3 separate regions of the Homo sapiens genome follow, and all the other regions are linked to region 1. The links are chromatin contacts, found by Hi-C or POLR2A ChIA-PET in ENCODE. All regions are on one chromosome and are shown on one strand. The core of a region is the stretch at or near the end of the contact, and the rest is flanking DNA. Distances in the headings are between cores, read along the strand shown. Region 1 holds the start of PRH1-TAS2R14 (PRH1-TAS2R14 readthrough). Region 2 holds the start of STRAP (serine/threonine kinase receptor associated protein). Region 3 holds the start of ATF7IP (activating transcription factor 7 interacting protein).

Region 1 (2,701 bases), core at 68-2,567:
CCACCATTACACACACACACATCTCTTTTCTCCCATCCTCCCAGCGTTATAGAATCATTTGTTGTAAAATCAGTATTCAGTATTTACATAATTATGACTGACTTTACATGACTACTATTATTCACAGTTGAGGTATACCGTGTATACAGTGTAGTTTTTAAATTTTTATTTTTCTCAGCGTTCAAAATTATATGTTCTGTTTTCTTAATTTTGAAAAATATGCATTCACTAATTTATCCCCACACTCTTTGGAAAATGAAAGCTCTCTAGGCTGTATTCAAATACACCAGGTACTCTATCAATTTTCATTTTTTAAACTATTCTACCTGAGCTCTCCATCTTTAGCCATTTCCTGTTGACTTCATACTGTTCTCCCCTACCACTCTCCCTCTTTAATATATTACCGTTTTAGAAACTTTATGGCTACCCTGTAAGTAATAAAAATGTCTTTCCCCACTCAACAACAGACAGTACCTTTCAAGTTTCCACTTTATAAGGACATAACCCCCATTCCATTTACTTCCCCCGCCCTCCTTCAACATTCCCACTTGTATTTTCCGGCTGTATTTTTAAAACATGGTAAATAACATTTGCACTCCACTTTGTAACCATAATTAAGTATGCCCTTAAACAATAAAAACCATAAACAACATTTGTATTTTACGATTATTTAAATGTTATTCACTGAACAGCCAAGCTTTGTGCTACTATGGGATTTCGTTTTCTGCGGTTCCAAGTCTTGATCCACGTCCTGCCACAGGATCACTGAAGTAGAGCCCATTTTCTTACACTCTCGCCATTAGTTCAAAAGCTTGCAGCATTTTATGTCTGGTACTTGGAGGATGATTTTCCTGTACAGTTTTGCGTTTTTTTCACCGAAAATTTCTGATTATTATTGTTTTCTCTTGTGGGATGAAATATGTACCTTCTATATCACAGCCTTAATACCTTCAGCTTCTTATTCATTGAAATCTTGCTTACAATCCAGTCCGAGGATTCCCGGTTTACTGATTTTCTTTTTCCTGCAAATTTTAGCCTTCTGTTTTGTTTTGAAATAATGCATCCTCTGCGCTTTGTCACATTCTGAAATTCGTCAGGTGTTTTAGGATGCACACTTTCTTAGATGTTTTCGAGGGTCTTAACTGCAGTTCTGTTTCCGGAACAGCGTATTCTCTTTCTAGGGATTGTAGGCTCCCGGCCGCCCCCTGAGGAGCTCCGCTAGCAGCTAAGAGGGCAGCCACGAAGAGCGCCTGAGCACTCTCGCGAGACTGTGGGGCTCGCCATTGGCTGCTCCGCCGCGCCGCAACGGACCCTGGGAGTCGGCCATCATGCTGGCCCCGGAGGCCGTTAGCTTAGTCATGGCTCTAAATATGTACCTGCAATCGGATGTTGAGGATCACCGAGCCCGCGACGTAGAAGTACGGGAAGTTCATGCGCAGCTGCCAGGCCAGCTCGAAGAAGGCGAGCAGGGTGCGGGAGAGCCCCTTGCAGAAGACGCCGTACGAGGTGGGTGTCGCGGCGGGGCTTGAGGCCCTGACGGCCAAGGAGGACGGAGCCGCCGCGGGGGCCATGAGCCAGGTGTCGCCGCCCGCCCAGCGTCTGTAGCGAGGGTTGCCGCAGGGCCCGCGGACCTCCTAGCGACGGCTGGGACCGGCAGGACGGTAAGCAAAGCGGCTCCCGGGCTCACACCCAAGCTTGCCGCTGCCGCCGCTCGGTGCAGTGCGGCGCGTAGCCCCGGGCGCCGCTGGCGCTCCGCCCCTTCCTGTCTGCTTCTCACTGTGGCATTTACCATTTAGAGCTCAACTGATGGTAGGTGGCTCTGGAATAGGATGTGTTATATAGCATGTACGAACATCCATGCAGATAGTTCCACTTTAAAATGAAAAAATCTAAGCGAGATGTAACTTGCCGTAGGGCACAAAATTTGTAAGGGCCAAAGCTAGATTAAAACTTTAGTTTGTCTGCTGTGTTATGTGGGATGTTAGGAATCTTACCCTTTTGATTTCATAATATTAATATTAGGGCAAGATGATTCCTACGCCAATAAAAGCACAAGGTCTCTGTATTCATAATATACCATAGACATAAAAAGGATCACAATCTTAGTCTTTGGATTTTTCTATTTATTAGGAATATTTAAATTGCAAGTGACAGGAATGATAAACATTCAAGCAAAAAACTAGTGGACACACACGCGTATATACATAAGGACATACATACAAAATTATATTCCCAGCCATGTAAACCCTTAAAAAGTTCAGATTAGCTGTGGAAGCTTCAGCCATTTCTGCATGGAGATGCATCTGTGAAACCTGTGGCTAGGCTCCAAGAGCTGGAATACTACTCTGTACTTCCAAACTCTTTTTTTGTTGTTGTTTTTGAGACGGGAGTCTCGCTCTGTCGCCCAGGCTGGAGTGCAGTGGCGCGATCTCGGCTCACTGCAAGCTCCGCCTCCCGGGTTCACGCCATTCTCCTGCCTCAGCCTCCTGAGTAGCTGGGACTACAGGCGCCCGCCACCATGCCCGGCTAATTTTTTGTATTTTTTGGTAGAGATGGGGTTTCACCGTGTTAGCCAGGATGGTCTCGATCTCCTGACCTCGTGATCTGCCCGCCTCAGCCTCCCAAAGTGCTGGGATTACAGGCGTGAGCCACAGCGCCCGGCCTGTACTTCCAAACTCTTAATACCATTAGAGTAACAGCA
Region 2 (2,701 bases), core at 84-2,583, 4.7 Mb before region 1:
AGCTACAGAGAACACCAAAGTTAGCCATCTTGGCTACACTTACGCTGTGAAATCTGCAGCTGCTGTAGCTGCTTTGGTGGCATCCTTATTCAGTGTTGCACCCCAAACAGCACCTTTATGACCCAAAAATGTTCCAATCCAGTCTCCTGTATCTCCCTGGCGTAGCATAGGTTTACCATCTAGAAAATATTTTTTAAAACATGTAATTTATAAGTTCAGATTACTTAAAGTCTAAGATTCAAATGTAAATATACAATGATGTTCAATGACAAAGTGGAAAAATTGTTTCAGCTATTTAACTACCACCACCCACTGAAGGCACTAAGGAATGTGCAGTAATAAATTAACTGAAGAGCTGAACAGATCATTCTCTCTGAAAAGCATCTGTAATTGGCTGGGAATACTGATCTGCGTCAAAACAATCTAGATTTTAGTCTTATTTTGGACAGACATCTTAGCCTGAATCTCAGTTTCCCATTTGAAAAATGAGGCTAATACCACAAAGGAATATCCAGTGAGACAAGAGCGAACGTCTTTGTAAGGTATTGCACGGCCTGGCCTAATTTCTCCTTTCCCCAAATCCTTGAAAGCTATTTACCGTGTTGTCCCGAGAGTCTAGGCAAATGCTGACCAGCTCCTTCAAAAATAGCAATAAAAATAAAATAAGGAGAGAGGTCTTAGTTGGAGGTAATAGTTTCTACAAAAGCGTCCTCTCGGCTCCAGCTGCGGATTCCCTAACACACTCCTTTCTCCACCGGACCAGTGTTGGCTCTCATCTCAGATGTTAATATCGCCCCCTCCCCCCTCACCACACCACCGCTTCGGCACTGGAGCGTGCGGGTCCCGATCCCTTTCAGCCCAGTCCCAGCCGTCGAGGACCAGGATTGCGGCCTTGCTCACCTTTGCAAGCGCTGATTAAGAAATACCCATAAGGCGTGATGCCACTGAAGGCCAAATCAACCACGGGTCGCGTGTGGCCAGAGCAGGTGAGCGGCGTCTGTCTCATTGCCATGGCGGCGGCGAAGCCAGCGACCGGACTGGCGAGCTGAGGGTCGTCGTTGTCTTTTCTCTCTTCTGCTGCAGTGCCTCGGGCTGCTCCAGGCCCCCGCCCTGACACTAGGGCTGGGCTGGGCAACAGGAAAAGAAGGGCAATCCGGTGGCACCGAGGTTAGGGAGGGGTGAGGGAGGGGTCAGGGAGTCTGCGACCAGCAAGCAACAGTCGACGAGGGAGGGAAAGGGAGGGAGGGAGGAAAGTAGGGGATGGGGAGAAGCGGAGAACCGGGCCAGCCACGATTCACAGCGTCCACACCGGCATCGGCAGGAAGTGACGACGTAAATGACGCAGAGCACCCGCCGGAAATGACGATTGGCGGGAGGGCGGGCTCGCCGGGTAGAAGTGACTTGAAGAAAGAGCGAGAAGTATAGAAGGGCGCAGGCGCTAGTTCAGTGCTCGTGAGGTAACTGGCGCTGGCCCACGCCGACTAAGGGAGACGCTCTAGGCACCGGGATGGGGTCCCTGTCCCCGAGCTCTAGCGGGTCAGAACGCCTTCCTGGTCCGCGGCCGAGTTGAAAGTTGTTCCCACTCCCATAAGTCCAAGGACCAGCGTCAGCTGTGTACCTGCCGAGCAGCCCTACTGAGGACTGTGCTCGGCCTCTGAATATCTAGACGGACACGAGCCATACCCAGTGACGGCCCAAACCAGCGAACGCTGTCTGGCAACGTTTTTTGCAATTTGTCTTATTTAAAAACCATATACGGGCTTGGAGTGGTGGTGCCTGTGGTCCCACCTACTTGGAAGGCTGAGGTGGGAGGATAACTCGAGCCCGAGAGGTCGACACCGCAGTAAGCGGTGCTCGCGCCACCGCACTCCAGCCTGGGCAACAGAGCGAGACCATGTATTAAAAAAAAAAAAAAAATCCCCAGTCATTTCTTCCGCTGTGTAAGTTTTCCTATGTTGCTAATGTTTTAGGAGTGGATACTATATAGTTTTAAATGCGATTAAATTCAAGTTACTTTTTCCTTGGTGGACTTCGGAGAACTCTAGAGTCGTAGATCCCCAATTTTTTTGATGAAATACTCTCATCCGTAAAGTGAGCCTTCACTCATTTTATAAGCGAATGAATGCTGAATTCTATCAAAAACTTTTACACCTTTTGATATGATGTATATATGAGTGATGATTTGCAAATTACATAGATGTGCATTATAATACATGGACAAAAATAGAAATATTAAAATAATATTTAAATATAAACAAACTCTGATATTGTCTGCAGCAGGCAGCCCACTGTGGCTCTGTGAAACCACCAGAGCTGTTAATTGTTGATACTGTTTCCTAACCAGGAGAGGGCTTTTCTCTGGGCAAGTTGTATCTTTATTGATAGAATGTAAACCCAATACAACAGAGATTTTTGTGTTTTCTTTGCTACTTTATCCCCAAGGTCAAAACGTCTGGGCACATAGCAATAAATATGTAATCAACATAAATGTCTGTGAATGTTTTCTTCATCTTTTTGCAGCAAACACCGTCTACAAGATTCGAGTCAAACAACGTGAGAACTTGAAATACGTCTCCATTCTTTTTCCTTAGTACTCTCGTTCATTCACTTACGGTAAAGCACTTACTATATATGTTTTTCATTTTATCTTGTTCGACTCCTCCTTTGTGCCATCCTCTCCCTTTTGTCTCACACATACGCA
Region 3 (2,701 bases), core at 102-2,601, 3.2 Mb before region 1:
TCCCCCAATTGTGTTACATAAGATTTAACTATAGTTGACACTACCATTTTAAACTAATCAGTAGCATATTTATAATTACCTTCCCTAAAAAACTATTAATAAAACCAGGAGCACACTTACAATTAAAAAATCAAACACAACTGTATCTTACACACATGCATACAGTACAGTGTTTAAAAGAAAAAAACAGATTTTTTTTATTAATGGTCCACTTTCTTCAAAGAGGCCTCAGGGTAATGGATGTTCTTTCTAGAATTCTTCATCAGAAAAATTTACCAAATAAATGTTATAGCTTACATATCATAGCAAACAAAAATGCTAAGAAAATGAGTTGATTAATTTCAAAAGTAACAATAATCTAGCTGAAGCAGTAATGAACAAGTCACCTAAGAAACTTAAAACATGTAAAATTCAAATGCCCAGAAACATACAAACTGATTAAAATTAAAACTTTATTTACTTAGGATCAAACATTTAAAACCAAAATAATCCTCAGATTGAGATTTCATTTTCGATTATACTGTAATTTCTTCCACTATTCCCGTTCCCCCAATATTCCCAAAACTAAAATTGTTTCTGTTTTGTAAACATTCCACACATCCATAACAGAACAGGTAAAAATAGGGTTAAAAATGTATTTGCAAATATGCAGTTCAAATAAATGCACTTCCCGTGAGAACACCACTAGGTGCTGATCTTTACCACCGTAAATATAAACCTGAATCCAGTAATACTTTAAAACTGAAATTATAATCAAGAACCACAAATGAAAATCATTTTTACAGAAAATTAAGTCCACAATTTTTCAAAAAATCGAAAAAACAGAGAAGAGCTTGAGGTCGGCCCAGGAGTACAACATTAGAGTAATGTTTTTCTTGAAAATTGTGAGAATTTAAGGTTAACACAAAGAAACCCCTCAAGAACGAGGAAAATTAAATCTAGAACCCAAATGGCGTCCAACAAGAACATTAGATCTTGAAAATGAATATTGCGCTTGCGCAGCCACCGCCCCGCCAGCTGCACAACTGCAGCTAGAGCCCGACCCCGCAAGATCACGTGCTCCCATGCAGCGCCGCCCGCAGCTCCGCAACCGCGCAGGCGCAGACACAACTCCCGCAGCCGCCATAATGCGGTCTTGACTCTTCAGAAATACAATAGTAATTTAAGAAAATGTGGTTTTAACAGCCCCTGGGATTCACATATACCTTTTGGGGCGGAAGCTGAGGGAGGGGGAACCAAGTTCCTTCCTACAGAGCCGTCCCGCGCAGCCGTCCCCGACGTTGCCGCCTCAGCTTTTCGCGCGCTTCAGTCGCCGCGCCGCCGCTGCCACCGCCGCCGCCTCCGCAGATTCAAAAACAAACCCGCTTCTCCCTTGCACGCGCCGGGGCCGTTATGCAAATTAATATGGGCGGGGCTCCGGGGGGTCGTGCTATGTACCCCGCCCACTGTGCTATCAGCCAATAAGCTCAAGGACTAGCCATTCCCCATGCAAATTCTGGTTTTTTATTTGAATGAGGGACATTGGCCCCGCCTCCTGCGTGGAAAAGAGAAGGAAGCCCGAGGTGGTGGCGCTGCGTCTCTCAGTTGCAGTGTGAGGTGTGTTTTTTGAGTGGATCTTCCTCAATCAATAAGTAGCACTTTGTGAGCGCCCTCTATGAGGCTTAGAAAAGAAAGAAGGAAGGAGGTAGGTGAGAGTTTAAAGAGCAGAGGGAAAGATTTTCATAAAAGCCAGGAGTATGTTGATTTATTCATCATTTATGTTTTAAATTCACAGAATGTACTTTGAATTGTATTAATAATGAAGGAATGAAAAAAACATACTTTCTTTCAGTTGCTTGGTAACAGAGCAAGCACTTTTTATCATACTCTCTCACCAGAAGTTGTATTCATCCCATTTATTCAATTTCATGCTGGGAGTCGGCCTTTAATGAATTCCACAGGAGGTAGTGGACAAGTCACTGCCTTACTGGTTAAGAGATCTGGGTTCAAGTTCAACTACTGCAGCTTCCTTGCCGGTTCCTCGGAATAAGTGTGTTACTCAGTTTTCTCACCTGTATAATGGCAATCATGACTATAGTTGAACTAGGTTGGAAGCACTAAATGATAGAATAAATGTACATATGTTTTGGCCAGGTGCCGTGGCTCAGGCCTGTAATCCCAGCACTTTGGAAGTCTGAGGGGGGGTGGATCACCTGAGGTCAGGAGATCAAGACCAGCCTGGCCAACATAGTGAAACCCCGTCTCTACTAAAATTACAAAAATTAGCTAGGCATGGTGGTGCGTGCCTGTAATCCCAACTACTCAGGAGGCTGAGGCAGGAGAGTTGCTTGAACTGGGACCTGGGAGGCCGAGATTGCAGTGAGCGAAGATCTCACCACTGCACTCCAGCCTGGGCTACAGAGCAAGACCCCTTATCAAAAAAAAAAAAAAAAAAAAAGAATAAAAGTACATATGTTTTGCAAGGCAAGAATAGCCTGAAAATAATATTAGATGGTACCGTGTGGTTATTGTTTTTTTATGTAACTTCTCATTATATGAATGTATTGGTTCAGTATTTATTTAGCAATCACTGTGTTGTAGATCTGTTAGGTGCCTGTCCTCAAGAAATCTGTACTCTAGTGAAGAAGACAGAAAACTGAACAAGAAATTTTTGTAACTAATAAGAAATTAGAATAGGGTTGTTAATACTTATTTTTATAAC

The links. A loop is a pair of places that touch in the nucleus more often than their neighbours do. ChIA-PET counts read pairs that join two places held with the same protein, here RNA polymerase II (POLR2A). Pooled maps may share reads with other maps.
Region 2: a map of naive thymus-derived CD4-positive, alpha-beta T cell shows a loop between it and region 1 (9-fold over the local background). The contact joins the promoter of STRAP here to the promoter of PRH1-TAS2R14 in region 1. A Hi-C loop is called at or near these places in 2 of 168 maps with a recorded cell type or tissue (CD8-positive, alpha-beta T cell and naive thymus-derived CD4-positive, alpha-beta T cell) and 9 of 50 pooled maps.
Region 3: a loop to region 1 is called in a pooled map, with 15 times the contacts of the local background. The contact joins the promoter of ATF7IP here to the promoter of PRH1-TAS2R14 in region 1. A Hi-C loop is called at or near these places in 7 of 50 pooled maps. POLR2A ChIA-PET finds 5 or more read pairs at or near these places in 2 of 52 experiments (CD4-positive, alpha-beta T cell and H1).

The regions. Positions count from the first base shown.
Region 1 is chr12:11,170,227-11,172,927 of GRCh38, reverse strand. It overlaps PRH1-TAS2R14 (PRH1-TAS2R14 readthrough), which reads left to right and starts at 1,317. Exons shown (of 5, transcript NM_001316893.2): 1 at 1,317-1,506. SMIM10L1 (small integral membrane protein 10 like 1) reads right to left here and starts at 1,734. Exons shown (of 1, transcript NM_001271592.2): 1 at 1-1,734. The coding sequence starts at 1,571. The coding sequence ends at 1,365. PRH1-PRR4 (PRH1-PRR4 readthrough) reads left to right here and starts at 1,303. Exons shown (of 10, transcript NR_037918.2): 1 at 1,303-1,506. It also overlaps a transcript of PRH1 not described here.
Region 2 is chr12:15,881,019-15,883,719 of GRCh38, reverse strand. It overlaps STRAP (serine/threonine kinase receptor associated protein), which reads right to left and starts at 1,333. Exons shown (of 10, transcript NM_007178.4): 1 at 901-1,333; 2 at 44-179. The coding sequence starts at 1,012. It overlaps LOC102724146 (a long non-coding RNA gene), which reads left to right and starts at 1,422. Exons shown (of 6, transcript XR_007063230.1): 1 at 1,422-1,940; 2 at 2,521-2,613. RefSeq lists enhancers at 1,256-1,375, 1,686-1,915.
Region 3 is chr12:14,364,332-14,367,032 of GRCh38, reverse strand. ATF7IP (activating transcription factor 7 interacting protein) reads right to left here and starts at 1,351. Exons shown (of 15, transcript NM_018179.5): 1 at 1,206-1,351. It overlaps LOC124902884 (a long non-coding RNA gene), which reads left to right. Exons shown (of 2, transcript XR_007063220.1): 1 at 1-1,684. RefSeq lists enhancers at 1,132-1,191, 1,662-1,721, 953-1,770.